Linked DNA regions of Mus musculus: regions 2, 3 and 4 are each linked to region 1. The links are chromatin loops, found by intact Hi-C in ENCODE. Cell type or tissue: left cerebral cortex. All regions are shown on one strand.

Region 1 (8,000 bases):
CCACGTTGTCCCCTTCCTCACCCCACGAATCCCCCTGGCTTCTCCTAGCCAGCAACCCAGAGCCATCCCTGCCAGTTATACACATACAAATCACCCCTAGCAATAAAGACAACCAAATAGCCCGTAACCAAGGGGGTGCTAGGAGCTTGGGGGAAGGGAGCACGGTGAGCTTCCCACCCTAAAGGTGTGCACCAGCGGGGAACCCTTTAAGAGCAATGACAGGTCGGCGGCAGTCAGCCGTGGGTGGCAAGGGAGGTCGACAGAGGATCGCCACCGCTCGCGTCGCTCCAGGCCTGCGGGGAAATCCCGGGGCGGCAGCGGGGGCTCCGGTCGTCCCCCGCCTGGAGCTGCCCCCACGCGGCCCCGGTCCCCCCGCCCCCGCGGCGCGCGGCAGCCGGAGCTGGGCTCCCCCCACGCTCTCCCGCTCTCTCGCGAGTCCTGTGCAGGCCCTTCCCGCGGAGGGGGAGGGGGCGCCCAGGGAACTGCTGCAATGGAGCGCCTGGAGCAATGTGCCGGGGCGAGCCAGTCCGCGGCAAGCCATGGCCACATTAAAATGCCCTATTAATTTTTTAAAAGCCATAAATCACCTCCCCTCCCTCTACAAAGAGCAAACCATAAACCCGATCCCATGCAAGCCCGCGAGCAGCCACCCACTTCCTATTTCTGTCACAGCAGCTACACCCTGCCAGCAGTCACCCCCCCCCCCGGGCGCCCCCTCCCGCCACCGCCACCCCCGCCACCGCCTCCCAGCCACTCAGCCATTTGCCAACTGCTGCCCCCCGTCCACGAAAACAAACAAATAAATACATAAATAAAAATAAATGCCCCGATTAGGGCCGGGTGGGCGGTGTGGGGGCAGGGCGCGGCGAAGGAAGGGATCGCCTCTTGCAGGAGATCCTAGAAGGTCCCCGGCGCTAGCCGGAGAGGGACGACCGGGGCGGGGGAGGGGAGGACAGTCGCCTGCGGCACTCGGTGCACCCCGGGCCGACGCGGCGCTGCGCTTACCTTTCACCACCCTGTCGGTCGTCGACAACTTGGGATCAATCGCCTTGGGCTCGGACATCTCCAGCCACCGGGAGGGGGGGACAGCGACGCGCTGCTCGTCCCGTCCGACTGCACACCCCGACCGCACCGGCGGGCCAGACACTCAGCGCCGCCGCCGCCGCGCTGCAAACCGCTCGGCTGGAGCTCTGGGCTCTGGGCTGGCTCGAAAGTTACTGCCGGCTCCGCGCGTCCCTCCTCCGCCGCCGCCGCCTTCACTCCTCCTCCGCCGCCGCCAGCCCCGCCGCCTCGCTCCGGGCTGCGCGTGTGTGCTGGTTATTTATTTATTTTCTGAGCACGCCTCCCGGTTCTTCTTTTATTCTTGGGGACGGGGCGGGGGATGGGGAGGAGAAGCACACGCGAGCACCCACCCCGGCACCGACACCGGGCGCCGCGCAATGGAGCCCCCACGCGCGCACACGGTCGGGATTAAGACCGATCACATGGGGAGGGCCGGGGGCGAGGGAGGAGAGGCAGGGCCGCGGATGTCAGCGCCGCCAGCCGCGCCTCGGCTTCCCGGTGCTGGAGAGGCGGCTGCCGCTGCGGCCGCCGCTGCTTCCCCACGCCGATTGTCGCCGGGCGCCGCCGGGGCCGCGGCAGCCGTAGACGTCCCGCCGCCGCGCTCGTCCGCGATCCTCCTCTGCCTCGCGGCGCCGCTGCTTCTCCACGCACAGGCAACAGCCGCTGAGCTCGGTGGACACAGTCCGGGGCACAACCTCGCCTCCGCCGCCGCGCCGGCCGCCGCCACCACCGCGCCCGCCTCCGCCTCCTCCCCTTCCTCCTCACCGCCCCCGCCTCCAGCGCCCTGGCCACCTCCTCCTCGGGGTCCGCCTTAGGGCCCGCCCCACGTTGCACCTCGCAAGCTCATTGGCTGGAGAGCGCGTCCCTCATCGCTAAGGCGGTGGTCTGGGTGACCGCCCCGCCCCCTGCTCTGTTTTCTTCAGGGTGCCAGTCAGTCCCGTGGGCCTGCTGCCTCCACCGCCCTGTGACCGCTCAAGTGTCACTGGAGTGGGCAGGGAGGAGGGAGGCTGGACTGGGAGTAGGGGCCGGGAGGAGCTGGGCTGCTGCGTGCCCCCGCGCCTGCCCACTCCCGAAGTCCTGCACACACTCCCGGGTGGGTCTCGGCCGCTCCGAGTGTGTGAGTGGCCCGCAGTAGTGAGTTCGGAGACCGAGGAAGGAGGAGCGCCGGACGCTCCCGGCCGCGGCGCAGCTGCTGTCGCTGCCGCAGCTGTCCAGGGAGGATCGCCAAGGAAGGCGACGAGTAAACAGCTTACCTTGGGGAGGCAGCTCTGCCTGAGCTAGGTGGACGGGGATTACTGATGGTGGGGTGGTTAGGACGCGTGCACAACTTCACGGGAAGAAACGAAAGTGTGTTTGGGGCGCTGCGGGACGCGGTGGCTGGCTGGCTAGCTATCCAAGGTGGATGGGAACAGACTGGAGCCTATGCGACCCTGGCTGTGCTCAGTGACCCTGGATGCCCTAGGAGATAAGAGGAGTCAGAAAGACTCGGGAGAGGTCGCCTTTTCCCTGTTCACAGGAGCTAGCAGTCACTGGTGGCGATAGGTGACACTAAATTTCTTCCTGTTCCTTCCAGTCAGTCACTCAGTGATCAAGATGCATGTAGGGCCTTGGCTTGTTGCAGTTTCTCACAAGTCCCTCATAAGAAGGAAAATAAGGGACCGTGTATGAAATGCTCTTCAAAATATCTTCTGCCTCCTGAGTTCCAGGACAGCTAGAGCTATACCGAGAAACCCTGCCTCGAAAAAACAAACAAACAAACAAACAAAATATCTTCTGGGCACAGCCCTCCCCCTGGCCTACCACAACCCCAAGGACCAGCAAGGAAATTATGAAGAGAGCTGAATAAATTTCTCACCCTTGTCCTTCCTGTTTTATTTTCAAATTCCTTCAGTATCAGGGTTTTCGTATTTCCTGAATTGGACTGTAAGCTTAATAAAGGGCCTACAAAAAGGTGTGGGAAGCTGCTGGAGGCACACTCCATTAGTCCCAGCATCTGGGAGGCAGAGGCAGGAGGAGCTCTGTAAGTTCCAGGCCAGTCTGGTCTACAGACTGAGTCCCAGGACAGCCAGGACTGTCTTGGGAGGGGGCGGGGGGGGGAGTTTAGGAAGCTAGGAGATGGAGCCAGGAGAACTGATCTGGCCACAGGGATTAGATGAAACTCAAGTCCAAAAAAATACAAATTTAATAGCAAATTGGTGGCTCTGGGGCATGACAACTAGGTAGCCTCAAGGATTTTAGGACAGAGGATGTGAGAAGGCTAGCCTGCCAGTCAAAAGGAGAGATGGAGTGGATGGTCACATCCCATCCGCAAAGGGAGGCTGCCCTCGTGGCCAGATTTCTGCTGCTAAATTTGCCACCTCTAGGGTCCTTGCTTTCAATAAGATCTATATAGCCCAGTGGAATTTTCAGGGAACATGAAATTATCTACAAGAGGACTCTGTAATCTCCTCAGTTAGGGGTTGTTGCAAACAGCCTCCTGGGCTAGAGCAGAGCTAGTTGCCAAGGCAGATTTGGGAAGCTGGTCCCTGGCCAGATGGCTGGAAGAGAGGGAAGGACGCCAAGACCTGTGGGTGAGCAGGGCCTGCTTCAGGAAAGACCAGGAAACCTTATCTGGGGATCCTCACTTTGAAAGCCAAGACTCCCTCACCCCCACGCTGCTCACAGATGCAACTGTTATTTAGAGTAGCTCTCCCCTGGGCATAGGAAAGGCATCCTTGAGCTAGGATCAGGGGCTGAAATTATCAAACACATTGAAAAGTTTGATAATAGAAATAGGAACTAAAGGTAGACCTTTCAGAAACACCCTTCAGTCCATCCCAAGTCCACATAAGGTGTGTGTGGGGGGGGGGAGGGGGTGACAAATAGTAATCACTTTGCACAGCACATCTTTCTATCATCAAATACTTTTAGTGTGTGTGTGTGTGTGTGCGCGCGTGTGTTTCCCTAAGCACTGTAATGTAGATGCATATTAAGTAAAGTTGGATTCTTAAGTACTATACAGGACAATGCCAACCAAGGAATAGCTAGGTCCAGACACCCGGCCTAGTCAACCAGATAGCCAGTCATCCCTTCCAATGGCCAGCTCTCTGCTATAGCTGTCCCTTTCCTTTTCTCCTTAAATCCTGTTAGAGTTCCCAAACAGCTCTTGACTATATTCAAACTGACAAAGATTAGCTTACATTTGGAACTCACATTTTCACTGTGACAGGTTCAGTTTTCAGGAGCTGACTTTGGAAATGTCCTTTGCTTATGAAGAGAAAGTAAAGATTTTTTAAAAAGTCATAAAAGACAACATTTCATACACTACAAAAAATAATACACTTTTCCTTCCTTTGTTTAATTATCTCTAGGAAGCAGCTTTCCTGTTTGGAATTCCCTTTCACAGCCCAACCATAATGAGTCCATGCGATTAGTTCTTGGTATTGATAATCTGGGCCAAGCTGTCTGTGACATGCCAGCAGAGTGATGGAGCAATGATACGCACCCTTCCATCTGTAAGCTTCTTCAGCTGAATACAGAGCTTTCTAAGACCCTGCTATAGACAGAGTATCAAATAGCGACAAGTCTTATTATGACAACATCAAGAACTGTTGATCACCTCCTTAGAAAGACTGCATGAGGCTTTAAATAAAAAAAAAATAGTCATTTCTGTGTTAGTCGCTAAGATTTATCGATGTATCCATTAGGAAATTAATATACAGCCATTGCTTATTTTATTCCAAAGTAAACTGTGTACTAAGATACAGAAGTGCTACCTCAGTGTTATGTAAGAGACTAAAAACATTCACACCTGTCTTAATACATGAACATCTAATCTTCATTTCTGTAAACAAACAATTCATGTACCAGTTATGTTTTGAGCAACTGTGCAAAGTACTGGCTCATTTCTCAACAAATGTGAAGAATAAAGGATTCAGTCAGATAATTCCCTTTAGTCTTGATGCATAGGTCTTACAGATAAGTTATCCTTGCAAGGATCAATGTGTAAGGCGCTGCTCCCACAAAGAGTTATGTACTGGAAGATTGATGGAGTGTCTTAGTTAGGGTTTTACTGCTGTGCACAGACACCATGACCAAGGCAACTTTCAAATGGACAATATTTAATCGGGGCTGTCTTACAGGTTCAGAGATTCAGTCCATTGTCATCAAGGTGGGAACATGACGGCATCCAGGCAGGCATGTTACAGCTGGAGCTGAGAGTTCTATATCTTCATCTGAAGGCTTCTAGCAGAATACTGGCTTCCAGGCAGCTAGAATGAGGGTCTTAAAACCCACACCCACAGTAACACTTCCTCCAACAAGGCCACACCTACTCTAACAGGGCCATACCTTCTAATAGTGCCACTCACTGGGTCAAGCATACACAAACCATCACATGGAGGGGATGTTGGGGTGCAGATTTGGGGGTTTGTAATCCACAGTACTGAAGTGATTTGCACAATTTTCACATCATAGATAGTGAAAAACAACTTGTACTTTTTATGTGAACATTATGTGCTGGCACATAATTTTGTGGTTTTTGTCAACTTAATACAAGCTAGGGTGATATGAAAAGAAGGAAGCTTAATTGAGAAAGTGTCTCTAGAACTGGCCCATAGACGTATCTGTTGGGCATTTTCTTGAGTAGCGATTGATGGCGAAGGACCCAGTCCACTGTAGGTAGTACCACCATCTGCAGGTGATTCTGGGTGCTTAAGAAATCAGACTTAGCAAGTCATGGGAAGCAAACCAGTCAAAAGCACTCCTCCATGACATTTCCCTCAGTGCCTGCCACCAGGCTCCTGTTCGAATTTCTGCCTTGACTTCCCTCGGTGATTAAAGTAGTACCAGGAAGTAAAAGAAGAAATAAATCCTTTCCTTTGAAAGTTGGCTTCAGTCCTGTTGCTTTATCATGGGACTAGAAATCCTAAGACATCTGCTTTGTTAGTTCCAGAGGAAATAAGTAAGTAAGTAAGCAAGCAAATGGTAGATAAATAAATAAGAAAGGGAAGATGGAAAAGAGAAATGAATAAAGGAATTAAATATACTGTGTTCTGTATTCTATTCAGAGAAGAACATATTTTTCAAAATCTGGACATTTCCTTGGTTCATTGGAATAAACTCAACTTACATCTCTTGAATGTGTTTTTAAATTCAGTCACTCAGCATTTTCTTGAGTTTTCAAAATCAAAATGGGAGTATAGTTTCCTCTCACTGTGTGCCATTGTCTAGTTTGGGTAACAGGGCTTTATAGAATGAGTTGGGTAGTATTCTTTTCCTTTCTATTTGATGGAACAGTTTGAGGAATAACGGTGTTACTTTTTCCCTGAGTAGTTGGTAGAATTTTGGTTGTGAATCTATCTGGCTCAGGGCTTTTCTTTGTTAGGGTACTTAAAAATAATTAAAGGAAATAAAGCCAATGAATGCAAACTCCCTGTAACTTAGGAATCCCAGGCTGCCCTGAAGCTTACTATGTAGCACAGGACAACCTTGACCTTCTGATCCTCCTGTCTCTGTCACAAAAGCTGGGATTACAGGCATTTGTAACCATTCATCAACATACTCAGTTGTACACAATGCTGAGAGTCAAACTCTAGGCTTCATGCACAGTAGGCAAGCATTCTACCTACTGGGCTGAATCGCCATTGCTTTTTTTCAATGTCATTGTTTACTATGAGTTTAAGTTGTTTATTAACTCAAGTTGTTATTTTCTTGATCTAATTTAGCAAATTGTACATGCTTAGGAATATATCTCCTTCTGCTAGCTTTTCCGGTTATTTTTAACATAAATTATCAAAATATTTCTTAATGATTAGAAACTATTTTAATATTCTAAGTTTTATTTCTCTTATCAATTTAGGTCTTCTATCTTTCATTTGGTTATTTTGTCAGGAGTTATCAATATTGTTTATTTTTCCAAAAAAAGAAATCAAATCTTTTAGTGATTCTCTATATTATCTTTTTAGTGTTTATTATTAATTTCAACTCTGATCTTTATTATCTCTTGCCACTCATTACTTTGTGGTTTAGATTATTTTTATTTTTCTAAGATCTAGAAGTGCATCATGAGGTTATTTATCTAAGATTACTCTCATGTTTTAATTTAAGCACTCATAGTGGGAAAGTTTCCTTTCAGAATTCCCTGGATTGTATCCCAAAGGGTCCAGTGAGTTCTAATCTTTTCATTTCATTCTAGAAGCATCTAAGTTTCTTTCCTGATTTCTTCAGAGGCTCACTGATCTTTCAAGAATGCATTATCCACTCTCCAAGTATTTATGTAGTTTTGATTTCTGATTGTATTGCTTTATGACTAGAGCAAGAAATTATTTTGACTCTTTGTATTTGTTAAGACGTGATGTATGGCCTACAAAGTAGTTTATGATAGAGAAGGTTTCTTGAACTGCTGAGATATACCTCATTTGTTGTTTGGAAGATGCTGTGTTTATCTATTATGCCCACCCAATCTAAGGTATAATGAACCTCTTTATTTTTAGTGTGTGTGACCTAAAAAGATGAAAGTGGGATAATGAAGTCACTCACAAATATTTTATATGAATTATTCTTTTTATTATTATGTAGTGTTCTTCTTTACCTCTTCCTATTAATTTTGGCTTGAGATATACTTCATCAGATATCAAAAGAGCTGTACCTGATTGTTTTTGACTTTCATTCAGTTGATAGATTAACTTCTATCCTTTGTCTCTCCGCTTGTGGTTATCATTGTTAGTGAGATGTGTTTCTTGGAAACAACAGATAATTGTGTCTTAAAAAAAAAAATCAGTCCTCTTCGAAGGATACAGAAGAACTAACATACATATGAACTCACAGAGGGATTGCCAGCTTGCACAAAGCCGGCAAAGGCTCAAACCAGGTGCTCAGAAGGAGAAATGGAAGTGAGTTCCCTTCCTTAACCAAGAAATTATCTCCCATTGACAAACACTTGCAAAGAAAAAATTGGT
Region 2 (8,000 bases), 280 kb after region 1:
CAGCATTGTTAACAGCCTGTATGCTTTGGCTCGAAAAAGTTTATGAGCTGTTATTAGTCAAGAACTCCAAAAGAGGTAGCCAATTCCTGGTACTAGGCTGTTCATAACCTGTGGTCAATAGTAGGGTCTTGTTGCCCTATAATAGAGTAATTCCATTTTAAAATTGTGTGTGTGTGTGTGTGTGCGCATGTATGTGATGTTAATAATGCCCTCTGCATTAATTTCTTGTTATTTTTATCCTCCTATCTCCCAATTTATTTACTGTTTTCTGCCCCATAATTCTTTACCCTTGTATACCAATGCATCCCATCTCGCCTCTCTTGAAACTTCCCTCCTTCCATAGCCCCTCATTAATTTCCCTGAACTGATACCCATACAACCAAAAGTACATTTTGTATCATAGCACAAATTTAACTAGGTTTTGTTCTTGTTGATTTTTAGTGAACACACAAAACTATGTGGTTGGGAAGAGAGGGGGATCTGGGAGCAGTTAGGAGATAGATGTAATATGTTCAAAATATGTCATAGGAAATTCTCAAGAAATTAATTAAACAAAAAAGAAGTGTTCTCTTATAGGAACAAAATTCAAGAGATTCTTGGAAAGGAAACAGTATTAATAATATTTGGAGAAATATTTTAATCATCTACAGGGTATAGGATCTCAAGAAATTTATGGTGTATAAACCTTTCTGTAATGATGCAATTGTAAAAGAAAACACCAGGGGCTTAAGAGGTGGCTCAGCATAAAAGAGTGCTGGGTTCTTTTCTCAGGGCCCTGAGTTCAGTTTCCAACACCTATGATGAGTGACTCAGAACTGCCTGTAACTCATGATCCAGTTAGTTCACTGTCCATCTTCTGGCCTTCATCTTCTGGCCTCCATCTTCTGTGCTCCATAGGCATCCACACTCAAATGCCTATATACAGACATACATAAATTAAATATTTACAAGAAGATGTCAAGACTGTCTTCAACACTGATCATTTGGGGTGTATTCATTAATTAGGCCACTTAACAGAAATGTCTTCATTAGCAGTGTCTGGTGGAAAACTAAATTAAATCACTGAATACTGGAGTTAGTGGAGGCTAATCTCAGAAATATGATGACTGTTAGTTAGACAGTGGGAGGTGATATTTATAAAAGAAGTAATATGCTGCCACACAGAAAAGTAGAGGGTATTTCTTTACAGAGGACTCAAGACACTGATATGAGCAGGTATTTTAAAACAACAAGAATTTACATAGGGTAACTGGTTAATAAAGGTTAGCATATCCAGAGAGGTGAGTAATGCAAAACATCTGTTGAATAGTGAGATTCATTTTATTTTACATGAGGGTCATAAAGAGTGGGAAAAATCCAAATAAGGCAAGCAAATATTTATGGGGTTCAGATTGTGAAGAACTTAAATGTCAGACAATGAATCTCAGGAGGATAAGAAAATAACGCAGAGCCCTGGAGAGGGGCGTGTCTGATCTCAATGTTGCTTTACCATTTTACTACTTAAGATTAGATCAAATAAACAAACAAAAACAAGCAAACAAAAAGCTAGTACACAATAAAAAAAAACCTAGTATTTCTGAGCAGCAATCCAATTCTAAATTGGTAAATTTAGGCAAATAGGAAAGTGGAGACAGTTGAACTAGAGGTGAAAATGTCCAATACCCCCCACTCCAGAGCACACAGAACTTTCTGTGGAAACTTTTGCATGTATAGCTTAGACCATCTCATTCCTGAAACAGTCTTGAAGGTACAGTAGGATTTATTTGTTGGCAAGTGTAACCTTCTCGATCACCTCTAATGTTCCCACTTTCCTATTTCTTTAGAGTATAGGACCTGGTTGACTTCTTCACAGTGGCTTCTCTGAATCACAGAGACAAACTCCTAACTAAGTTTTGAGTCTATGGAATATTCTTCCTTGCAGGCTACATTTTCTTTTCTGATATTCATACCTAGCTGTATTCCCTTGGAAAAAAAAAGCTAAATAATTCACTTCCTCTGTATTTCAACTTTGTTAAAACATCTATAAAATATAACCTGTTATTCAACTCACAGTTTGCTCAATTTTTAACCACACTGTGCATTTAGGGACTTCAATCTTCTCTTATATCTCTGATCATTTTATCCTTGACCTTGTTACTGGCACTACCTGCTTACCTGTGGTGTGCAGTGTAGAAAGCACTCGCGAAACTGAAAAGCTTTTGAACCATTGTTGCCAAGGCAATTACTTTTATTCTATCTTGTTTTTAGTTAAAATGTATAGTCCACTATGAAATGTGTTTTTGATATTTTATTATTCTTTGAAAATTCAACAATATAGACAGTGCATCTTGATCCATATCCACCCCTTATTATCCATCTCAAATTCACCCCCACAAACAACTGCCACTTCTTCCTACCAACCTCATGTCTTCTCTTTACAATTATTTGTTTGCTTGCTTGTTTAACACACGGAGTCTAGCTACTGCTCGCCATAGGCACATGGGTATGAGGTCATCCACTAGGACATGAGTAACCTACCAGTAGGCACCTTCCCCAAATCAATGACTGTCTCACTCCATTGGCCATCAACTGTCAGTAGCTTGTCAGCTAGGGATGAGATTTGGGAGTCCCTTCCCTAGTCATACTGGATCTCTAATCTAGCTTTACATGTGAGTTACCATGTATAACAGGCTGGGTATACACAGAGAATAGCATTTCCTCATATGCCTCATCATCCCCCTCTCACTGGCCCTTATTCTGCAACTTTCACTGAGTCTTGGAGGTGGGTATTTGATGTCCTGTTTGTAGTGAGTACTCCTAGTTATTTCCCATCAGTATTTTGTACAGTAATGAGTCTCTGCTTTAACTATTACCCACAATGATAAGGAGCTTCTCTTACCAAGGTTGGGAGGAGCATAGATTTCTATATATATTCAGAAATATTTAGACCATTAAAAAAAAGTACCAAATGTTTTCTTCTAGGGCCTATGAGTTCCCTAGTTCTGGATTTTGACCCTTGCTTATAGGACCAGGCATGAATTCCTATTTATAAGCTAGTTAAAAATATAGTTTAAATGGGGAGTTTGAGTATATGTACTGCATACTAGTGTACAGTGTTGTTCCCAAAAGACATGTTATTAAATGAAAATATCAGGGAGCAGCATGGATTATGTCCCGGTGAGTTATTGATCAGGGAGGCCCCAGCTGTACCCCAAACTAGACAGACCATTTCCATTGTGTTTGGTTGCCTCCCATAACTATATGAAAAGAATATATTGCTGAATATGCCACATGATTTGCTGATAGAACTCAGAGAAAACTACCTGAAACTGTCCAGGGACCTTTCTGCTAGCTAGCTTTCATAGTACTAAAAGGTACTGTGAGGATGTCTCCATGTATGTGGGAGAGAGGGACATCTATGGTATTGTCTAACACAGAAACTGTCATGTTATAACCCCATCCTTCCAGGAAATATGTTCCTATTGGTAACTTAAATAATTATAGTTTATAAAATAGTAGTGGTTAGAAAGATACTCTATGATAGCCCATGTTAATTTCTGAATTATTGAATTTTTTAAAAATCTTTAACCTTACCGACAGCATTGAACTTTTTCTTTATGATCTTGTCAAAGTATGCTGTGTAAGGATAACTCATTCTTTGTCATAAAAAAAATCTCAAAAACTCATATTTGCTATTGCTCAATCTTAGAAAGTTTTATGCAAAACTATTGTGCATCGATATCTTTGCATATTTACCTTTATTTAATTCGCTTGTCCGTTTAAAACCTTTTATGCTTGGTTTGGAATCAGTTCATCGAACTGATCAAACGGTATCAGTAGTTCCGTCAAATCCATAGGCTAACACTTGAGAAATCAAAGATAAATTAACCATCCGAAGAGGATAAATAGCTGTTGATGCGGTGTCTTAAAGGAAGGTGTTCAGAGCATCTTCCTATCTTTAGCCACTAGCTAGCTTTTTAGTATATCTGTTTCAAATCGCCAGAGGCAGTCAGATTAAAAGCAAATAAGATGAACCTTCTTTCGTTATCATCACTGAGCTGGAATAGCTAGCTATTCACGGACAGGTGGCTTCTCCGGAGGGCAAGTATGGCTCCCCCGTTCTCATCATACTTCCCACCTGGGAAGGGTTATTCCTGTTAACAGGTGCGCGTGCAGCACCTGGGAGAGTATATTTTTGCTCTTATCATCTATTTTGTTTTTCTACAGATGATTATTTCAGTAAACCAGCAGGTCCTTGCTCAAGCTGTGAATGAGCTGCTCTGGTCCATTTCGTTTCTGCTTTGACTCACATGTGATGCACCCTCCCACCTTCTGAATACACTCTCTTGGCTGCCACCCCACCCGCCCCACTAAATCGAGACAGCTACAGTTTTCTTGTCAGGTGTTCGCAACACCCAATCAAAGCTCCCCAGAGAATTCACCCAAATTTAACCTCCATCTCACAGGCTGCTTCCTTAGGACTGTACCATGGATTCTATAGCAACATTAACATGACAGTGAGATGAAAAGATGGTTTATCTTTCCTTTTAAAAGATAGACAGTATAAATATTTGTCTCTCCCTACCCTCCCTCCTTGAAGAACTAAATGTGTAATTACGGTGTGAGAGAATGCAGCCCTGATTTGCATTTGCTCTGATTTCTTAAGCTGCACTGAGGTGAGTAATGTTCTGTTCCTGCTCCTGATGTAAGGACCACTTGCTAAGCAATCACCAGCCTCAGATGTAATTGTTTATTGACCATGACCTGTGAGCTGATACAACCACAGAAATGCATGCCAGTGTCTGGCAAAAAGTGCCTTTGTTGTTTTTAACATTTTTTAAAAATGTCCTCTTCATAAGGATTATATGCTGATTGTACAAAGCACCGGGTCTCATTATGCCTTTTATAATATACTTCAATATACTTTTATAATATACTGGTCTGAAGATGTTTTAATCGTCCTTGCCTTCATTTTCTGATATGCCCCACCCCTGCATTCTAGTATTTCATCTTTATGTAACATACATTCAGAAGGATTTGGTTTTGGCACTGTACTGAGCACCAACAAGAAAAATTAAATAAAAAAAGATAATTTGGTCTGCATCCTTATAAAGCTGATGATGACATGGGAAGTGGAAACATGACAAGTTTTTACAGTGTGCTCTAGAGAGAGACACAAGGGAAACTGGAAGGTTGTGCTTTCTGACGTGAAAGGAGTAATGGACCACGAGTTAGAGGTATCCGGGCAAAGGTGGAAGGGAGAGCAGAATGAAGATGATACTAATGAGAGGGCCAAATGCTGGGAGAGCAAATGCGAGAGCAGAAGGAGATAAAGAAGCTCTTCCTAGGACCAGGGTTTGGACAATGAGTGCAGAAGCTGGGGCTTCCACACTGTGTTTTTGATAATCAGATTTGAGGCCGTCTCACCGTGAGAGAATGGCAACACTGGGATATGAATTGTCATGTGTAATATGCACTGTAGGTGGAAATGTGAGAAAAGGAAGCTCTGAAAGAAAAAAATATATTTTATCTACAGTTGATATAGAAATGTTCAGAATAACCATTCATGTATTGCTTCTGATTTTAACAGAATGTGTACCTTAAAAATCATAGAAATAGGAAAAAATATTTCATGATCCAATTTCTCATTTTATAGACAGAAACAAATCTGAGGCTCTATGTTTATCAGTGTCATTTTCCAGATTGACCTGTGGCAAATCAATCTCCAATGAAGTACAACCTCATCCTGCTTGTAATGACCAACACATCAATGCGTCCTGGTGAAGGCATGGAGGACAAGAACTTTTATAGACTCTTGGGGGAAATACAAATCAGCACAACCACATAGATTATTTAAAAAAAAAAAAGGCAAAACCAAACCCAAGAGAGATCTACCACATGGTCCAGGTATCCTGGTTATGGGTATATTTACAAAGAAAATGAAACCAGCATGCAGAGACAAGCAGATGAGACAAAACAAAACAAAAAGGAGGATACTCATACGGCATATATTATGGTAGCAGTCGTGGCGGATGAGAGTTGGAATTACCCTAGTAGCAATAAACTAATGGATGAAGACGTGCCCGTGTGCACTACGGCATGTTATTCAGACACGAAGGAGAAGCAAATCCTGTTATTCGCTAGCTGCAGAAAAATCAATGGAACAGAAGGACATTGTGTGAGGGAAAACAAGCAAATGCACACATATATACACATATACACATGTGTTCACACACACAAGCATGCCGTGCTCTGTTGCAGATATGGAAGCAAAACACAAACAGCCATTTTTAAAAAAAATAGTGATTGCCAGAAATTAGAAATGAAAGGGCAGGCAGGAGTAGAGAAATGCAGACTATCTGATTAGTTCCCAGAACATGCCTGGATAGACATGCCATTCTCAGTCCCATGAGTGTGCACATTTTATACAGTTTTTTAAACCTTATTTTGCTGATAGTGTCAATGCAATTATGATTACAATTATAAGCTTGACTTTGCCTTTATGTTTAAGAAGTGGGATATACTCACTCACCTGCCCTCATCATCTCTTCCTTTGATTCACCTGAAGTGTTCAGGACTTTTGCTATAGACATGATCACTATGGAAGTGATCTTCTCTGGTGGTATTCTCCTACTTGGATGTATGAATTTGAAAAGCTGAAGAATAGTATACTAAGTTGTCAATTTAGCTATAGCTTCTCTGAGGTCAGAATGGATAGTGCAGTACAGCGTAGAGAACACACACATAATCCAATTGCAAGATCAGTCGGTTGGGGGAGGGCGTTTGGATGAAGCATTACTGTTGGCTGATGTACTACAGTGTACTTCAAATAGGACTCACTCTAATTGAGAATAAGATTAACCATTTATTGAAATATTAAGCACAGCACTGTAGAAAGAGTAAACGGGAGTAAAGAGAAATCTCAAGAGAGACCATAAACGGATATTAGCCCAGCTGGCCGTGCAGTTTAATCCTTCCCCTTGCAGTCCCCAGATGCAAGTGGTTTTAAGGGAACTCCTAATCTTCTCTGCACCTGTTCTTGGAAGCCTGTGTGAGGTAGAGAGCTCACAGTGGAGCTGCCATCCGAACAGGCTCACGAACACAACTCTCCTGCTACAATTCATCCAACTAATTCGGAAGTTTGATCTTCATTTCCTCTATTTCTGGAGTTTGTTATCCTGAGACACGTGGTGTCAGGATAGAATGGTCTATGCCAGGAACTGCTGTGTTTCCTGTCAGTGTTTACTGGAAATCAAGAAAGAGAGCACCTGAATCCTGCTGGATTAGCTATAACTCATGTGGAGTCCCAGAGTTGAAGCTCCTGCAGCCAAGATGATAGATAACAACAATAAGACCAGAGCTCACGTAGAACATTCCATTAAATGACGGGTCTTTAACCTGAACTAATTTAATTTGCCAAAACGCAAGCATGTACGACATGGCTCCTTCTTTTTGCTTTGATATAGACACTTTTAACAGGACACTAAATTCCTTCAAATCAGCTTGTGTCTCTTCTAAGCTGATATTTCCTGTTCCAACTGCTAAGAGAAGATGGCCTAGAAAGAGAAAATGTGTAGAAAGAGAGAAGCTCTAAGAAGTGTATGTATAGAAACTGGGACAGAGCCACAAAGACTTATCTCAAGCCTTATCTCCTTTCTCGGAGCTGGAACTCTCACAGAGATGAGAATTCAAGAAGACAGAAACTAACGCTTGTTCTCACACAGCCTGACTCACATCTGTAACTCCTAGCCATGACGGTATACAGCCAGACGCCCCTTCATCACTCTGCTTTGAAGATTATTAGAATTCAGGCCAGGGTTAGCCATCTAAGAAGTAATGCTTATCAAATCACACTTCAACATTCTTGCATCATAAGCTAGGTCTGCTTCAAGTCTCTAGCACTGGCTAGCATCTGGTGTGGGGGCCCAGGGAGCAATCTTCCCCACCTACATAGTTCTGAAATTAGAATCACAGGTTCCCAGTATGTCGTGAGTTGGAAAGAACCCTAGATGATAGTTTGA
Region 3 (8,000 bases), 350 kb after region 1:
TGCCTCTGTCAAGTAGTTCCTTTTATAAAAGTCTACTTTCTGTCTTGCAGAAGGAAGGGTTAGCATAGCAGAGAAATACAGAACAGAATAAGAAAAGCTATAAGCTCTAGGTCACCTGAGCTTAAAGATAGCCTGGGAGAAAGGGAACCTAAGACAGCTCTCTCAAACTAAGTAAAAGCAAGCCTGAGCAATTTCACTTCCCCCAGCAAGGCCTAACCCTAGCCTTGCGGCCTGAGCCCCTGGGCTGCATTTCCGGCAACCTCGGGCCACAATCCCCAGAGTAGGAAGCAAGCTGCAGGGCCACAGACCATCGGAACTAAAGGTCTGCAGGGGAAGTTGCAGGCAGGGCTGGCCACTGCAGCTCCCAGGCTCCAACCTCCCGCAATGCTTCCTGTGGCTTCTGGCACTAGGGGTAGCACCCAGGATCTGTTCCAGGTTGGCCTAGCACCTCCAGGTGGGTGGTCTCATGTTTGTCAGGGCTTTGGGTGGAGGGTACATGATGACCCTGGAGTCCTTCTGAGACTAAGGGCCACCAGTAGACAGTTTGCCCTGGGAGCTACCAAGACCTGGGTGTCTTTAAACCTGGGGGTGGGGTGGGGGCTTCTCTACTTTTGAAAATCACTTTGCACCCAGCTTTAATGCTAGATCTCATCTGAAATGTATATACATGGAGCAAAATGCCTCGTTTGAAGCATCCTTGCCCATTCCCCTGCCCCGGATCAGTCTGTATAAAACCAACTCCCTGGAACCATGAGCTCCTAAATGAGAAAAAGGAACGGAGTCAACTTGGTTGACTATGTCAGATAGTTTACATTTTCAAATGACTGCTGAGGTGCTTGGTTTGAGTTCCTTTTGGTTTTATTTTTAAATGCATGTGAAGTTCCAGAATAAGCATTAAAAACTTAGCTTTGGTAAAGAGATTTCACCAGAATATTAACATGATTATAGGAGGTGTTCCTGGTGAGTTATACAGCAAGAAATTGTAGCCTGAAATTATTTTAATTTACTAATCAGAATTAAAATTCTCATAACATTTTTATTTTTATTGTATTTTATTAACTTTATTTTAGGTAGGATCTTTTGGCTTTAGTTGTTTTTAGGGTCTGATACACTTATTTTATTAGATATTTTCTTTATTTACATTTCCAATTCTATCCCGAAAGTTCCCTATACCCTCCCCCTGCCCTGCTCCCCTACCCACCCACTCCCATTTCTTGGCTCTGGCATTCCCCTGTACTGAGGCATATAAAGTTTGCAATACTAATGGGCCTCTCTTCCCAATGATGACCGACTAGGCCATCTTCTGCTACATATGCAGCTAGAGACATGAGCTCCGGGGTGTACTGGTTAGTACATATTGTTGTTCCACCTATAGGGTTGCAGACCCCTTTCAGCTCCTTTGGTGCATTCTCTAGTTTCTCCATTGGGGGCCCTGTGTTCCATCCTATAGATGACTGTGAGCATCCACTTCTGTATTTGCCATGCACTGGCATAGCCTCATACGAGACAGCTATATCAGGGTCCGTTCAGCAAAATCTTGCTGGCATACGCAATAGTGTCTGAGATACACTTTTAATAAATGTGAACGGTTGTTTTTTTTCCATTAAAATGGGGAATGTATCTATAACAATGGAAGATGGCCTGAGACCCTCTGGTACCAGTGATGTGGGAAAACTGTACCATTTTAAATTCCGGACCATGGCTTTTGTCACCACTGCATAGCTCAGGATCTGTGGCAAAGTAGCCTTTGCAAGCAAACAGGCAGAAACAACTCATCTTTTGGACCTTGAACAAGAGACCTCTTTTGTAATTTCTATTTAACAGCTGAGTTTAATAGAACATGTTGGAATATGCCTTTTGTGTCAATGAACCTTGTGTTAGTGTCTAGAGACAGTGGTTATTTTGAGCAACATGGGTAAGATGAGGAAACATTCATGTCTTGCTGAGTATTCTTGCTCCTCCGTGTCCTCTCTTTGGTCCTTCTCAATACAGTAATTAGCACTTGCTTCAGCTTCTTTCTTATGGACTGGAAAGTCATCCCCCTCCCCCACAAGATTTAACCCAAGCCCAATTCATTAATGCAAGTTGTCTTTTAAGTCAACAGATTCTCTTCTTATTAGTTAAATTTGTTATTCTACAGTTTTGTAAGTGTATGCAACACTTAGGGCCCAGTTTCATCCTCTGCCTCTCCCTGAACCCATCTTTTTCATGTCCCCCCCACCCCAAATCTCACTCTTGTGTTCATGTCTGCTTCTTTCATTTTGTGAACCTCAGAGATTAATCAGGTCCCATGTAACCATGAGTTTGAAGCTATCCTTGGTGGCTGGTCACTCAGTAGTAGGTAGCCAATTCAAGATGGTGACTCCCGTCTCTCAGGAAGAGGAAGGGCTCACAGGGCGTCCTAGTCTCTTGACTCTGTTTATGAAGTGGAGATTACGTGAGACATTTTTCTCAGCACAGGGTTGACTTTAGCTTAATGTGCTACATGGATGAGGGGGCTCAGTTAGGTCAACTGCATCCCTTCTGAGAAGAGAAAACTGCTGCATAGGAGCTACTTCCCACACAAGCGGTATCAGAAGGTCAGTAGCTCCGCAGCCACTATGTGTCTCCTCACTAGAGCTGTGTATCAAGCAGTATGAAGTAGTAAGCATGCTTTGACACCCATGAAGGCATTACTAGTAATGAACACATCCACACATCCTGCCATTGGAGTTAAAGTCACCATTATGTATCTGTTACCCCTTCAGTGGCAGATGGCAAATTTTAATAACCAGGGCTAGGGCAACAGTCTAATCAGTAGACAAAATGTGCAGTGAATAGGAATTGGGTTAAGAATATGTCTTTTGATTTATATTTAACTAGATATGGTTGAAAAATGTCAAAAGGGGATCTTGCCTCTGTTTCATCCTAAAACAAATGTTTCTTCTTATTATTATTTTTTAACTGCTAATGCCAGGTATGGTGGTGCAGTCTGAGTTTAAGGCCAGACAGGTCTACAGAAAGGTTTCAGGACAACTATGGCTGCACAAACAAACCCTATATTGAAAAACAAACCAAGATACAAAAAAATAAATAAATAAAAATAAAAACAACACAACAAACCAAAACCAAGCCAACCCAAACCAAAACAAAAGACCAAAAATCTACTACCTTCCTTTGGATCTATTCATTAAAGTTCAAATTATTTGTCCCATACCTTAAACAGTTTTCATTGGCATTATTGGTTTTGTGATCCATGTGAAAGCAGAAAACATTAAAGATTAGAATCAATGTGTGTTCTTACTCACAGTGTGCTCTGTTTGTAGCCACAACTTTTGTGGAGCACAGCTGCCCAAGTCTCTCCCTCTGCATTCAATGGATTCACAGCTCTTTCACAAACTCTAATCCAGGTTTATCCTACCCAGCAAACCCCTGGTCCCACCCTGGTACCAGGAAAAACTTGATTTCGTTAAAGTAAGGATTCCGATTAGGTCACGTGATCTGAGAATTAAAGAAGGAAGCCACTTTAGACAGTTTTCACTGAAGTGTGAAATAATTCAGTAATGTGTAATCACTAAGAGGTGAGGCCTAAGCGTCAGGATGACAGGGTGACCCTGGAATAGAAGAGGGACTTTTCTACTGCCCATACTTTAATGAGCACTGCCCACCTGGGATGCTTCCAGATGCAGACTGTCTCACACCCAACTTCTGATTTACCTTCACTGTGATCATGGGTAACCCATGTCAGTCCTTTATTAAAAAGCAAAATCCAGAGAAACAGCAATACATGCTTGGAAGTTGTTTTTGAGAAGTAAACGAGAACATGCAGGTGACATCCTCACTCAGGTGCCGTGGATGTCTATTTAATTCGTAGATAGTCATGTGATAGTGCTGTGTTTGCCTATTTAAAAGATATGTTCTTGCTGGGCATCAGGGTTCAGGCTGTTAGTACCATCCCACGGTAGGCTAAGGTAAGGGATAAGCCTGGGCTACATAAGAGATTCCAGGGCACCTAAGTTAATGATGAATCCCTGTCTCAAACAAATAGAGAAACAAAAAGTTTACATTGAGAAACTTTCTCCTGTGGATTGGTAGACAACTTCATGACTAAGCAACTTTCAAGATGGGAAATTTAGAAGGCATGACTTCCTGTGTGAGATACTGCCATGTCTGTGGGAAAATGCGTGGTTAGCACTTCTAGGAAAAGAAGCAGAGGTACCCAGAGTGAGAAGAACCAAGTGCAGATGTATTCAAAGAGTATGAAACTGGAGCAGTTTTCACAGAATTCAAACAAGGATTTAATAGGTCAAAAAGAGTGCACGATCCACTTTCCTTGCTCACGGTGCCAGTTGTGACCTAGTTTAGTTCATATATAATATAGGGGAAAGTTAAGTCTCAAATACTGTGGGATATTTTAAACTGTTTGAAGAGGAATAATCTGCTTTCTCAAGGTATTTACTGCTGGTTTAAAAGCACTTCCAATTTAATCCAGGAATTGGTAGCATAGGCCTTTTGATCCCAATGGGAGGAGGATAGAGGCAGACAGGTCAATCTGAATTCATGGCCAGCCTGATCAACTTAGTGAGATCCAGGACAGTTAGGATGACACAGTGAGACTCTGGTCTCAGTGGGTAAAGTCACTTGCTACCAAACATACTGACCTTAGTAGTATCTAGAATCCACATAGAACTGACTCCAACAGTTATCCTCCGTTCTCCATACACATGTGTCATGACACATACAACAGTGTACATATGCAGAGACACAGTATATGTCTAAAAAAATTAGAAAGTAAAAAAAGTCATTGTGGCCAAACAAAAATTGTAAATGTTGCATATGCTGAAGGTTTACTTGGTTGTGACCTAATCCTCTGAGTTGCATTTGTTATTTTATTACCTTGTTTTTAGGTTTTCAAGTGTCTTACAATGATTTTGGAAACAGCTATGAAATAAGAATAGAGAGAGAACATATTGTTTAGGTATCCTTGTTGAGACACAAGTTGTTATTTGACATTATATGTATTTAACTTCTTTTTTTTATTAATTAGGTATTTTCTTCATTTACATTTCAAATGCTACCCCGTAAGTCTCCCAACCCCTTCCCACCCCCCACTGCCACTTCTTGGCCCTGGTGTTCCCCTGTACTGAGGCATATACAATTTACAAGACCAATGGGCCTCTCTTCCCACTGATAGCCGACTAGGCCATCTTCTGATACATATGCAGCTAGAGACACGAGCTCCAGGGTTACTGGTTAGTTCATATTGTTGTCCCACCTATAGGGTTGCAGACCCCTTTAGCGCCTTGGATACTTTCTCTAGCTCCTCCATTGGGGGCCCTGTGATCCATCCAATAGCTGACTGTAAGCCTCAACTTATGTGTTTGCTAGGCCCCGGCATAGCCTCACATGAGACAGCTATATCAGGGTCCTTTCAGCAACATCTTGCTAGTGTGTGCAATGGTGTCAGCATTTGGGGGCTGATTATAGGATGGATCCCCAGGTATGGCAGTCTCTAGATGGTCCATCATTTTATCTCAGCTCCAATCTTTGTCTCTGTAACTCCTTCCATGGGTGTTTTGTTCCTAATTCTAAGAAGGAGCAAAGTGTCTGCACTTTGGTCTTCATTCTTCTCGAGTTTCATGTGTTTTGCAAATTGTATCATGTATCTTGGGTATTCTAAGTTTCTGGGATAATATCCACTTATCAGTGAGTATATATCATGTGAGTTCTTTTGTGATTGGGTTACCTCACGCAGGCTGATGCCCCCCAGGTCCATCAATTTGCCTAGGAATTTCATAAATTCATTCTTTTTAATAACTGAGTAGTACTCCATTGTGTAAATGTACCACATTTTCTGTATCCATTCCTCTGTTGAGGGGCATCTGGGTTATTTCCAGCTTCTGGCTATTATAAATAAGGCTGCTATGAACATAGTGGAGCATGTGTCGTTCTTACGGATTGGAACATCTTCTGGATATATGCCCAGGAGAGGTATTGTGGGATCCTCAGGTTGTACTATGTCCAATTTTCTGAGGAACTGCCAGACTGATTTCTAGAGTGGTTGTAGAAGCTTGCAATTCCACCAAAAATGGACTAGTGTTACTCTTTTTCCACATCCTCCCCAGAATCTGCTATCACCTGAATTTTTGATCTTAGCCATTCTGGCTGGTGTGAGGTGGAATCTCAGGGTTATTTTGATTTGCATTTCCCTGATGATTAAGGATGCTGAACATTTTTTCAGGTGCTTCTCAGACATTCAGTATTCCTCAGCTGAGAATTCTTTGTTTAGCTCTGAGCCCCATTTTTAATGGGGTTATTTGATTTTCTGGAGTCCACCTTCTTGAGTTCTTTATATATATTGGATATTAGTCCCCTATCTGATTTAGGATAGGAAAAGATCCTTTCCCAATCTGTTGGTGGCCTTTTTTCTTATTGATGGTGTCTTTTGCCTTACAGAAGCTTTGCAATTTTATGAGGTCACATTTGTTGATTCTAGATCTTACTGCACAAGCCATTGCTGTTCTATTCAGGAATTTTTCCCCTGTGCCAATATCTTCGAGGCTTTTCCCCACTTTCTCCTCTATAAGTTTCAATGTCTCTGGTTTTATGTGGAGTTCCTTGATCCACTTAGATTTGACTTTAGTACAAGGAGATAGGAATGGATCACTTAGCATTCTTCTACATGATATCTATCAGTTGTGCCAGCACCATTTGTTGAAAATGTTGTCTTTTTCCACTGGATGGTTTTAGCTCCCTTGTCAAAGATCAAGTGACCATAGGTGTGTGGGTTTATTTCTGGGTCTTCAATTCTATTCCATTGGTCTACTTGTCTGTCTCTATACCAGTACCATGTAGTTTTTATCACTATTGCTCTGTAGTACCGCTTTAGGTCAGGCATGGTGATTCCATCAGAGGTGCTTTTATCCGTAAGGAGAGTTTTTGCTATACTAGGTTTTTTGTTATTCCAGATGAATTTTCAGATTGCCCTTTCTAATTCATTGAAGAATTGAGTTGGAATTTTGATGGGGATTACATTGAATCTGTAGATTGCTTTTAGCAAGATAGCCATTTTTACTATATTGATCCTGCCAATCCATGAGCATGGATCGAGATCTTTCTATCTTCTGAGATCTTTAATTTCTTTCTTCAGAGACTTGAAGTTTTTATCACACAGATCTTTCACTTCCTTAGTTAGAATCACGCCAAGGTATTTTATATTATTTGTGACTATTGAGAAGGGTGTTGTTTCCCTAATTTCTCTCTCAGCCTATTTATCCTTTGTGTAGAGAAAGGCCACTGACTTGTTTGAGTTAATTTTATATCCAGCTACTTCACGAAAGCTGTTTATCAGGTTTAGGAGTTCTCTGGTGGGATTTTTAGGGTCATTTATACATACTATCATATCATCTGCAAAAAGTGATATTTTGACTTCTTTATTTCAATTTGTAACCTCTTGATCTCCTTTTGTTGTCTACTTTCTATGGCTAGGACTTCAATACAATGTTGAATAGGTAGAAAGAAAGTGGACAGTCTTGTCTAGTCCCTGATTTTAGTGGGATTGCTTCCAGCTTCTCACCATTTACTTTGATGCTGGCTACTGGTTTGCTGTAGATTGCTTTTATCATGTTTAGGTATGGGCCTTGAATTCTTGATCTGTCCAAGTCTTTTATCATGAATGGGTGTTGGATTTTGTCAAATGCTTTCTCCACATCTAAGGAGATGATTATGTGGTTTTTGTCTTTGAGTTTGTTTATATAATGGATTATGTTGATGGATTTCCGTATATTGAACCAACCCTGCATCCCTGGGATGAAACCTACTTGGTCAGGATGGATGATTGTTTTGATGTGTTCTTGGATTCTGTTAAGGAGAACTTTATTGAGGATTTTTGCTTCGATATTCAGAAGGGAAATTGGTCTGAGGTTCTATTTGTTGGGTCTTTTTGTGGTTTAGGTATCAGAGTAATTGTGGCTTCATAGAATGAATTGGGTAGAGTACCTTCTGCTTCTATTTTGTGGAAT
Region 4 (8,000 bases), 660 kb after region 1:
GGAAACCCACATGAAACTCTAGTTCCAGGAGATTCTACATATTAGTCTGGCTACCGCAGGCCCTTGCACTTAGATGGTATACACACTCCTATGCACACACACACACACACACACACACACACACACACACCAATAATTGTCTTTAAAACCTTTTCCTTGTTTCACCTACCAGCAACCTAAATCATTTCACAATCTTCTCCAATCCAAATTCATTTCCTTTCTTGACAAACAGAAACATTCTTAGTCTACCACCCAGATAGAGCCCTGTCTGAGTTAGCTTTTAACTGTCTACTTAATTCAGCCTAGAGTCCTCTGAGAGGGCACTCCAGTGAAGGAATTTCTCACATCCAAGTGACTACACAGTATTGCTTTAGACCAGTGAAACTCACCTCACAGAGAAGAAAGTGCAGTAACGAGCTCATACTCATGGGATCCATTGTTCTTACTATGTCTCACACTATCCCCAGGCAGCTGGCTTGATGGAATAGTGGAACAACCTTTTAAAGACACATTGGATGTGCCATCTGGGTAGCAATAGCCTGAAAGGCTGTGTTCGAGTTCCTCAGAGGGCGTCATATGCTCTGAAGCAGTGTCCAGTATAGAATAGTTTCTCCTATACCCAGGATTCATGGTGTGATTGAAGGAGTAGACTATAATGATTGTTTGTTTTTTGTTTTTTGTTTTTTTTTTTTTTAATGTCAGCTTGCCACAACTTAGACTTCCACAAGCAAACAACTTTATGTGAGGAACTGACTATATGAGGTTGGCCTTTTGGGTTTATCTGTGGGCAACAGTCTTGGTTGTTAGGAGGACTCAGTCCAGCCCACTGTGTGTGGTCCTTAACTATATAAGCAAGCTAGCTAAGCATGGGCCTGTGAGTGAGCTAGCAGGCAGTGCTTCTCCATGGTTTCTGCTGCTCATCTTTGGCTTGAGTTCCCTGCTTAGGTATGCTTTGTGGAATAGTCAATAGGCCTTCCTTGAAGTGTTACTGTTTGGCTTCTTGTCATGACTTTCCTCAAAGTGATAATAATCTGTAAACTTAAATGAACTCATTCCTCCCCTAAGTTGTCCTTGGTCACAGTGTTGTTCAATCACAGAAACAGAAAAGGAAACTAGATCAATACTCACTGGAGCCTTTCCTTCTGAGACATGGGGCCTTTGTCAGCACGGTATGCTACATTGCTGCAATGGCTCATGTACATTTACTGTTTATCAGCAAGTTGTCTGGTAATATTTTGGAGAGCTCAACAAAGGATTGGACATTGCTTATCTCGTGAAAATTTTTCCAAGAAAAAAGAAAAGTGGGAAAGTTAGGGAGGTACCTAAAGTACACACCTTTAATCCAAGTCCTCAGGAGGCGGGGGCAGGAGGAGCTTTGAGCAACAGTAAGTTATAGGCAAGGCACAGGACTACCTAGTGAAACTCATTTCAAGAAAAAAAAAAAAAAAACGTTGGAGACCTGTCTGCTCATTGAAGTGTTCACTCTTGATTCTATAACCAAGGAAAAATCTGCTTGGAAAAAAAAAGAAATATCAACCCAAACAATTACTGAAAGTGATACATAATTGCTAAACAAAATATTACCTATGAATATCCACACTTAAGAAAAGGAAACACTGTGATCAAATTGCCAACTACATGATAATTATATGTAAATGTAATTTAAAACCGTTAGTACAGTCATTCCATGTCCAAAACAAAAAACTTGCATAAATAGCTTAATTGATCTGACAATTGTTATGGAAAGAAAAAATCAGTCATGCAGAAGGAGGAGGGCTGGGATGCAGCCGTGATGAAGGACTGTCTGGTATGGTTCATGACCTGGTTTTGATTCCAAGCTCCAGACAAAAAGCAAAAACTAGCAAATAATAAGGAAGACCTATGGCCTGGGAATTGGACTTGATTAGGGCTGTTCAGGAAAATCACATGAACTTTGTGATTATAATCCACATAAAAAGTATGATCCTCACTGTTCGACACTCGGGCTGGAGGCACTGTGAAGCCAAACTCATTGCTTACCACTCATAAACTCCAGTGACTCGAGGGGAAACTTGTTCTTGTTCTAGGGAGGGAAAGATTGATTTAGAAAGCTAACAAACTAGAAAAGAGGAGGCTGTAGCTGAACAGAGACCCGCCACATCTGAGTGCCACATGCCCAGGGCTTACATTTTAGCGATGGGGGCGCGTATCAGATAGACATGTGCCAGTGTGGTTACAGATCTAATAGAGACACCAGTTTTGAGTGGTTTGCTTTTCTGGTGCATGTGCTGTCATCCTCTGTGGGCCACCAAATAATACAGGTCCTATAAATCTAAAGAAAAGCAAACAATAAGGAGCCCCATGACTCCTTTCATTTCAGATCTTGTCCCCGGGAATTATGAGTCTTTAGAATACACAAATGGTCATCTTTGGGGAGAATAGGAGATGATAGCAGTATGTTTCTAGTCTCAGTCAGAGGCCAAAAGAAATTTTTAAAACAGAAAAGAAATTAAAATAAGATTTCAAAAGCACCTTCCCCCAAAGGCCAGGAGGAGGCAGGACTCCCCGATAAAGCACTTTGACCCTGTTAGGCAGCCTCAGGAATAGTCACTATCTATTTTGAAGCAGTGAGAGACCAGCTGGGTGACTTCCAAAATGGATTAGTTTTTAAAGTCACCTAAAACCAAGTGGAACTGCAAGGGGTATTTCGGGTGTTCCCTCTGCAGTAATATTACAATTGGGTAAGAAATGATGCTGTCGTTACTGGAAGATACCACCCATCATCTTTAACAAAGACCAAACAACCCACATTACTAGATGTTGTAAAGAATGATCAATAAAGTTATTAGGTAAATAGTTAGCTCTTAAAAAGAATATTTCTTGATGCCACCAATAACAACAACAACGAAAATGATTTGAAAAGTCTTTCAAATAGAATTCTTCTAGGTTTACCAGAAATCTATAACCAAAGTTTTATGAAGAAAATCAAATGCTTCAACTAAGAAATAGTTTCTTAATTTGGTAAAAGGGGGCAATAGATGAAATAGTAGTATAAGATGCAGTATTGTCCAAATTTTCCTTCAAAGACATTGCAGGTGGAATTAAAACTCCAGCAGAATGTTTTGTAATTAATTAATTAATTAATAAGAATAGCATTGATTCTGAAATGAAATGGGAAGAATAAAGATCTGCAGACCCATGGTGAGCTAAAACAATTTTGATTTTATAACTTGCCTATGGTTGAGGGTTTTTTAACATATAATTACGTTAATCTTGAGCTTCAAAAAAATATTTTTAAGCAAGCACAAAGGAGAGATATGTAAGGCTTTCAGATCATGGGGTTTGTAAATCAGGCTTGAACTTACTTACCTGCTTTGTGATTCATAAAACAGAAGGCTGGAGAAGAAAACCTTGTTTCTCCTTTCATTAAGTATAAGGTTGTCTGACCCTATTGCTTCTTTCTGCTCTCCAAAGTGCAATCTCTGAGAGTGACACACAATTGAAAATACTTTGCAATTCAAATATGTGAAATAAATACAGGGGAAAGGAAAAAATACAGTTTCTAGGAAATGTGGAGATGATGTTGTGGGTAAAGTGACTCTTGTACAAGCACTGGAATCTGAATTCCAAATCTGAGCACACTATAAAAAGCTGGGCGGCCTCCTGCAATCCCAGGACTTGGGCCATAAAAATGGGCTTCCTAAGGCTCTCTGGCAAGACAGTTTAGCGCAAAGGTTCTTACCTGTGGGTTGAGCCTCCTGTGGGTTACTATACCTTTGGGGATCAAATGTTAGGGTTTCCTAACACAATCAAAAAACACAGAGATTTACATTATGATTCATATCAATAGCAAAATTACAGTTATAAAGTAGCAATGAAACTAGTTTTAAGGTTGGCGGACACCACAACACAAGGAACTGTGTAGGGGAAAGAAAGGTTGAGAACCACTGGTTTAGCTGAATCAGCAAGTCCCGGGGTCAGTGAGAAACCCTACCTCAAAGCATGAGTGGAGTGTGATTTAGGAAGCTATCTAACAGCGACTTCTGCTCTCCATATATACTCACATGCACATACATACACACACTCACATGTGCATGCAAAAGTATAACCTCCAAAGAGACAACAACTTAAAAAAATAAAACATGCAAACAGATTTGCTGATTTGGGGTGATATATGCCAGAAACATGGTAACCCATACATTAATCTGTGCCTCTTGGGATCTGATGTTTTTCTTTTCAATAGAGACAACACACTACTACAGGAAAATTAAATAAGCTTAGGAACACACTGGAAAGCTTCAGCCCTGATAACTTGCTAACACATCCACAGCAAGTTTTTTTTTTCCCTCTCCTTTAATTTTCCCCATCCATAAAATAAGAATAACAATTTTTGCCTTCCTGACACAGCCTTTTAGGAGATTGATGAAGAATTTGCAACATAAATGCTTAAAGCAGAGACAAATGGTAGTCGGAACAAAAATCTGGCAGAATTCCCAGTGCTCTCTGAGGATAAACGCATTGCATACAGAAACGCTATCATCTGTGCTGTGAAGAATACCACCACATGGGAAAAGATGCTTAAGCTGTTCTGCTCCACCCACCTCTCCCGCCCCTCCCACCGCCGCCATCTAGGTCACTGGGAGGCTTGAACAGCTCCACCTGTCATCACTAGCTGATAACGCTTCAAGCTGCAACTTTTCCTGGCTTGCAGGTTTTCCCGAAGAAAAAAAAGCAAGTATTCCCCCTAAAAATAGGAACGATATGGAAACAAATGGATTCTCTTCTGCTGAAAAGTGAACGCTGGAAGGAGAGAAATGCACGGTGCTTATTGGAGTAGCCACCAGGCATCGTGGAAACTAAACAACATTTCCAGCTTGATCTTGTTTAATGGTTTCCTTCACAGCCCGTGCTTCGAGAGGTCTCTGGGGTCTGTGTATGATTAGAAAGTGAGGGCAGAGTGCTTGGAAAGTCCAGGAAGGCAGGGCTGAGACCTCACATCACCACCGACGCTGATTCTGACATTCCATCAACATTAACATTAGGCATGCAGTGTTCTCAGATCAGTTGTTCCGTTTGTACTTTCATGCTAAGGTAGTAACCCTGAGGAGTGCATGCCTTGCAGAGAATAGAGCAAGCAAGAAGTACAGAGAACAATGGAAAATAAAGGCTTTAACCAAGGAGGGAGTGTCAACATCTCCGAGGGCAAGTCTAGTCATTGGAGGGTTAGGGGCTGTGGCAATCTATACATTTCAGAAGGAAAAACTTGTTATGGGGCTGGAATGCTGCTCTTCCATGCTGTGGAGCATGTGCTAGGCCAGCCTTAGCAGTGCTGGTAAGGCATGTCTATCACGACAGCGCTCACTGCTCTGCCCCAGTCCTGGCCCTGGCTCTGGCCTTGGCCCCAGAACACAGATCCAGCCCCAGCCCCAGCCCCAGCCCCAGCCCCAGCCCCAGCCCCAGCCCCAGCCCCAGCCCCAGCCCCAGCCCCAGTTCCAGTTCCAGTCCCCTGTGCCCCTGTCTCCACTCTGTCCTCACTCCTACTTTCACCCGGAACTGCCCTTCTCACTGTTTCCAGATCCTTCTGTTTTCCTGCTCATTACTCTTCTAGCAACTTAAACAGTAGGTTCTGGAAAGTGTTTCCTTGTTTACCCTCTGAACAGGGCTGCAGCGCAAATTCAGCATCTCTTTGTGGGGGGCTTGTCATTCTTGTCATTCTGTGTGACCTTTTCAGACAGTCTCTCTGCCAGATGACTTGCATACTCTAAGAGCCAGAGCTGTTCTTCCTAATGTATTCCCCGGCACCTCCTCCATGGTAAGTGCCCCAGAGCTAACTGCTGATCACCGAATGCTCCCTCGGTATACAATATTGCAGTTTGTGTTTGAGTCCTCACTTGATTCAAGACATTGCTCTTCTCTGTAAAATATGGCACAAATATGTTCTACACTCGTGGTGGGTATCACTGGAAAATAGATATGCAATATATATTGCTTATTCATGGCGACCAATACAGTATATGGAAAATTATAGTTGTGTCAATAGTAATATTGTTAGAGATAGCTAAAATTCTCATGTCAATATATTTATCTGTTTTAAAAGAAGTATTCATATAAATCCTAAATTGATAAGGTCATCATAAATATATTGACCTGATTAAAATTGCTCTCAAATGAATTTCATTCATTAGGTTTGGTATTTCATCATAGAACTCCATACTCTGGTTTCACTCAGCTGCAACAAACTAAACGGTGTCCTGTTTAAATTAAAAAAAAAAAAACTATGTGATATATAGAGTTAATGTAGGGGATCAGAAAAAATTAGAATCATCGGTTGGGAGGAGAAACAAAATAATAACAAACAACACTTTTTTTTTTCTGGGATATTGAGTTGCTTTGTCGATGGCCCACAGTAGCAGAAATCACCAAAATGCTTTTCAAAATTTAAAGAGACCATCTTTTATGTCATGATAAAAGTGGCACTTTCTTAGCTACTGAGTACCAGTTTCCTCCAAGACTGAAATTGCATTCTGCAGGTAAGCTCTTCAAGCAGGAAGGTAAACAACTCAAAACAGTGTTAGGAAGTCCCTGAAACTGACCAGATTCACCAGGCCCCTCCTCCCTGCCAGAGTAAACAATAGAAGCTGAGAAGCCAAGAAGCAAAAAGTCTAGGAGATCAGATCTCCGACCAGGAGAAACAGAAAGCACCTGAGCTGCCTAGAAGAAGATGAAAGCAGAGTTTTTGGGAAGGGACAGTCTCCAACCTGCTGAGCACCCTGCAAGCCGTTCCGTGGGCTCCATTTGCCCAGGTTGTATTAGCTGTCCCTTTGGTAGGGTGGGTCTTGGTAATGCAGCTGTCACTGAGTCTGCTTCTAGAAGTGAATACTCACCCATACTCTGCTAAGTAACCTCAATTAAACCATCAGCTCACCAAGTTGTACATTGGTGGTATCTGGACTCTGGTATATTCGAGAGAGCGGGGGCTGGGAGGGGAGAGAGGAAGAGAAAGAGAGGGAGGGAGGGAGGCACCTCCTCAGGAAAAGTCTTGTCATACGACTTCCTAGAATTTAAATTTAGAAATGATGGAAGTGTGTAACAAAGACAGCAATTCGAAAGGACAGCCTCAAGCAAGGTCATTGTGGCAGTCTCAGGCACTTTCTGCAAGCTATAGCAATTATCACCTGACTTTGAATCTTCTCCTCCACTGATGTTCAAGAGAAATATTCTTTTCAAGAATAAGTTTTCTGAAAAGTTGCTTAAAATGTATAACTGGCCTTGTAGTTGGCAATTACTTTGGGAAATTTTGTTTAATTTTAATCTTGTATCTGTTCTCTTATTGTTGTGTTTTTGTTCAGTAAAAGGGCCCACTCCTTTGCCTTTTGTAAGCTTTGTAAGCTTTATTAAATATTAATATTATTAAATATTAAATAAATAAATATTATTAAATATTAAATAAATAAATATTATTAAATAAAGCTTTGTAAGCTTTATTAACCATAAAGCCTGAAAGTGTACCAAGTCTGTAAGCATATCTTACATAATTATTAACAGTGCTGATCCTGCTTAGTGGCAGCAACAGAAACACAATTCTTCCTAATACTCATTTTTTTAAATATTTTTTCTACTATAGTGTTTCGTAGCTCTTGTCCCAAAGAATATAGTATAAACTATAAATATATACAATAATTGTCTTCTCATTTATATAGATGTTCTACACAAAAGAGATTATGTTGCCTTGGCCTGTGAGCTCCACAAAGTCAAATACTGGTTAGCTTTTTATTGCCATAATAAAATCCTTGAGAAAGGAAACAACTTAAAAGGAGAAAGCTCGTAGTTTCTATGGTATCTGTCTGTCTTTAATGGTTCCCTTGCTTCTGGGCCATAGTGGGGAAGAAGGTCCTGGCAGGGATTCTGTGGTGGAGAGCAGCTGTGTGTTTCGTAGTCCCTAGGAAGTGGCCAGATATGGAATATATTCTTCCAAGATATGCCATCCGGTGACTCACTTACTGCCACTAGGCCACACAGCC

The links. A loop is a pair of places that touch in the nucleus more often than their neighbours do. Peaks named below come from ENCODE experiments on the same cell type or tissue, not always from the same donor. Only the 100,000 strongest peaks of a DNase experiment are listed, where the experiment ranks them.
Region 2: a loop joins it to region 1, with 6 times the contacts of the local background. A loop is called at or near these places in 2 of 42 quality-filtered maps.
Region 3: a loop joins it to region 1, with 4 times the contacts of the local background. A loop is called at or near these places in 4 of 42 quality-filtered maps.
Region 4: it touches region 1 in a loop (4-fold over the local background); 2 of 42 quality-filtered maps call a loop at or near these places.

Annotation. Positions count from the first base shown.
Region 1 is chr3:136,663,907-136,671,906 of GRCm38, reverse strand. Ppp3ca (protein phosphatase 3, catalytic subunit, alpha isoform) reads right to left here and starts at 1,841. Exons shown (of 14, transcript NM_008913.5): 1 at 1,006-1,841. The coding sequence starts at 1,063. In left cerebral cortex, no CTCF peak of the experiment used is centred here; DNase peaks (open chromatin) are centred at 1,392, 1,912, 2,481, 3,611 and 1 more place; H3K4me3 peaks cover 3,046 bases; H3K27ac peaks cover 3,659 bases.
Region 2 is chr3:136,379,831-136,387,830 of GRCm38, reverse strand. No RefSeq gene overlaps it. Among named protein-coding and RNA genes, the nearest start is that of Bank1, 58 kb to the right of the region's middle. In left cerebral cortex, no CTCF peak of the experiment used is centred here; DNase peaks (open chromatin) are centred at 4,328, 7,260 and 7,851; H3K27ac peaks cover 2,407 bases.
Region 3 is chr3:136,318,324-136,326,323 of GRCm38, reverse strand. It overlaps Bank1 (B cell scaffold protein with ankyrin repeats 1), which reads left to right and starts at 258. Exons shown (of 17, transcript NM_001033350.3): 1 at 258-454. The coding sequence starts at 385. In left cerebral cortex, no CTCF peak of the experiment used is centred here; DNase peaks (open chromatin) are centred at 262 and 4,171; H3K27ac peaks cover 573 bases.
Region 4 is chr3:136,004,599-136,012,598 of GRCm38, reverse strand. No RefSeq gene overlaps it. Among named protein-coding and RNA genes, the nearest start is that of Gm31243, 110 kb to the right of the region's middle. In left cerebral cortex, CTCF peaks have their summits at 4,454 and 4,654; a DNase peak (open chromatin) is centred at 4,523; H3K4me3 peaks cover 361 bases; H3K27ac peaks cover 1,399 bases.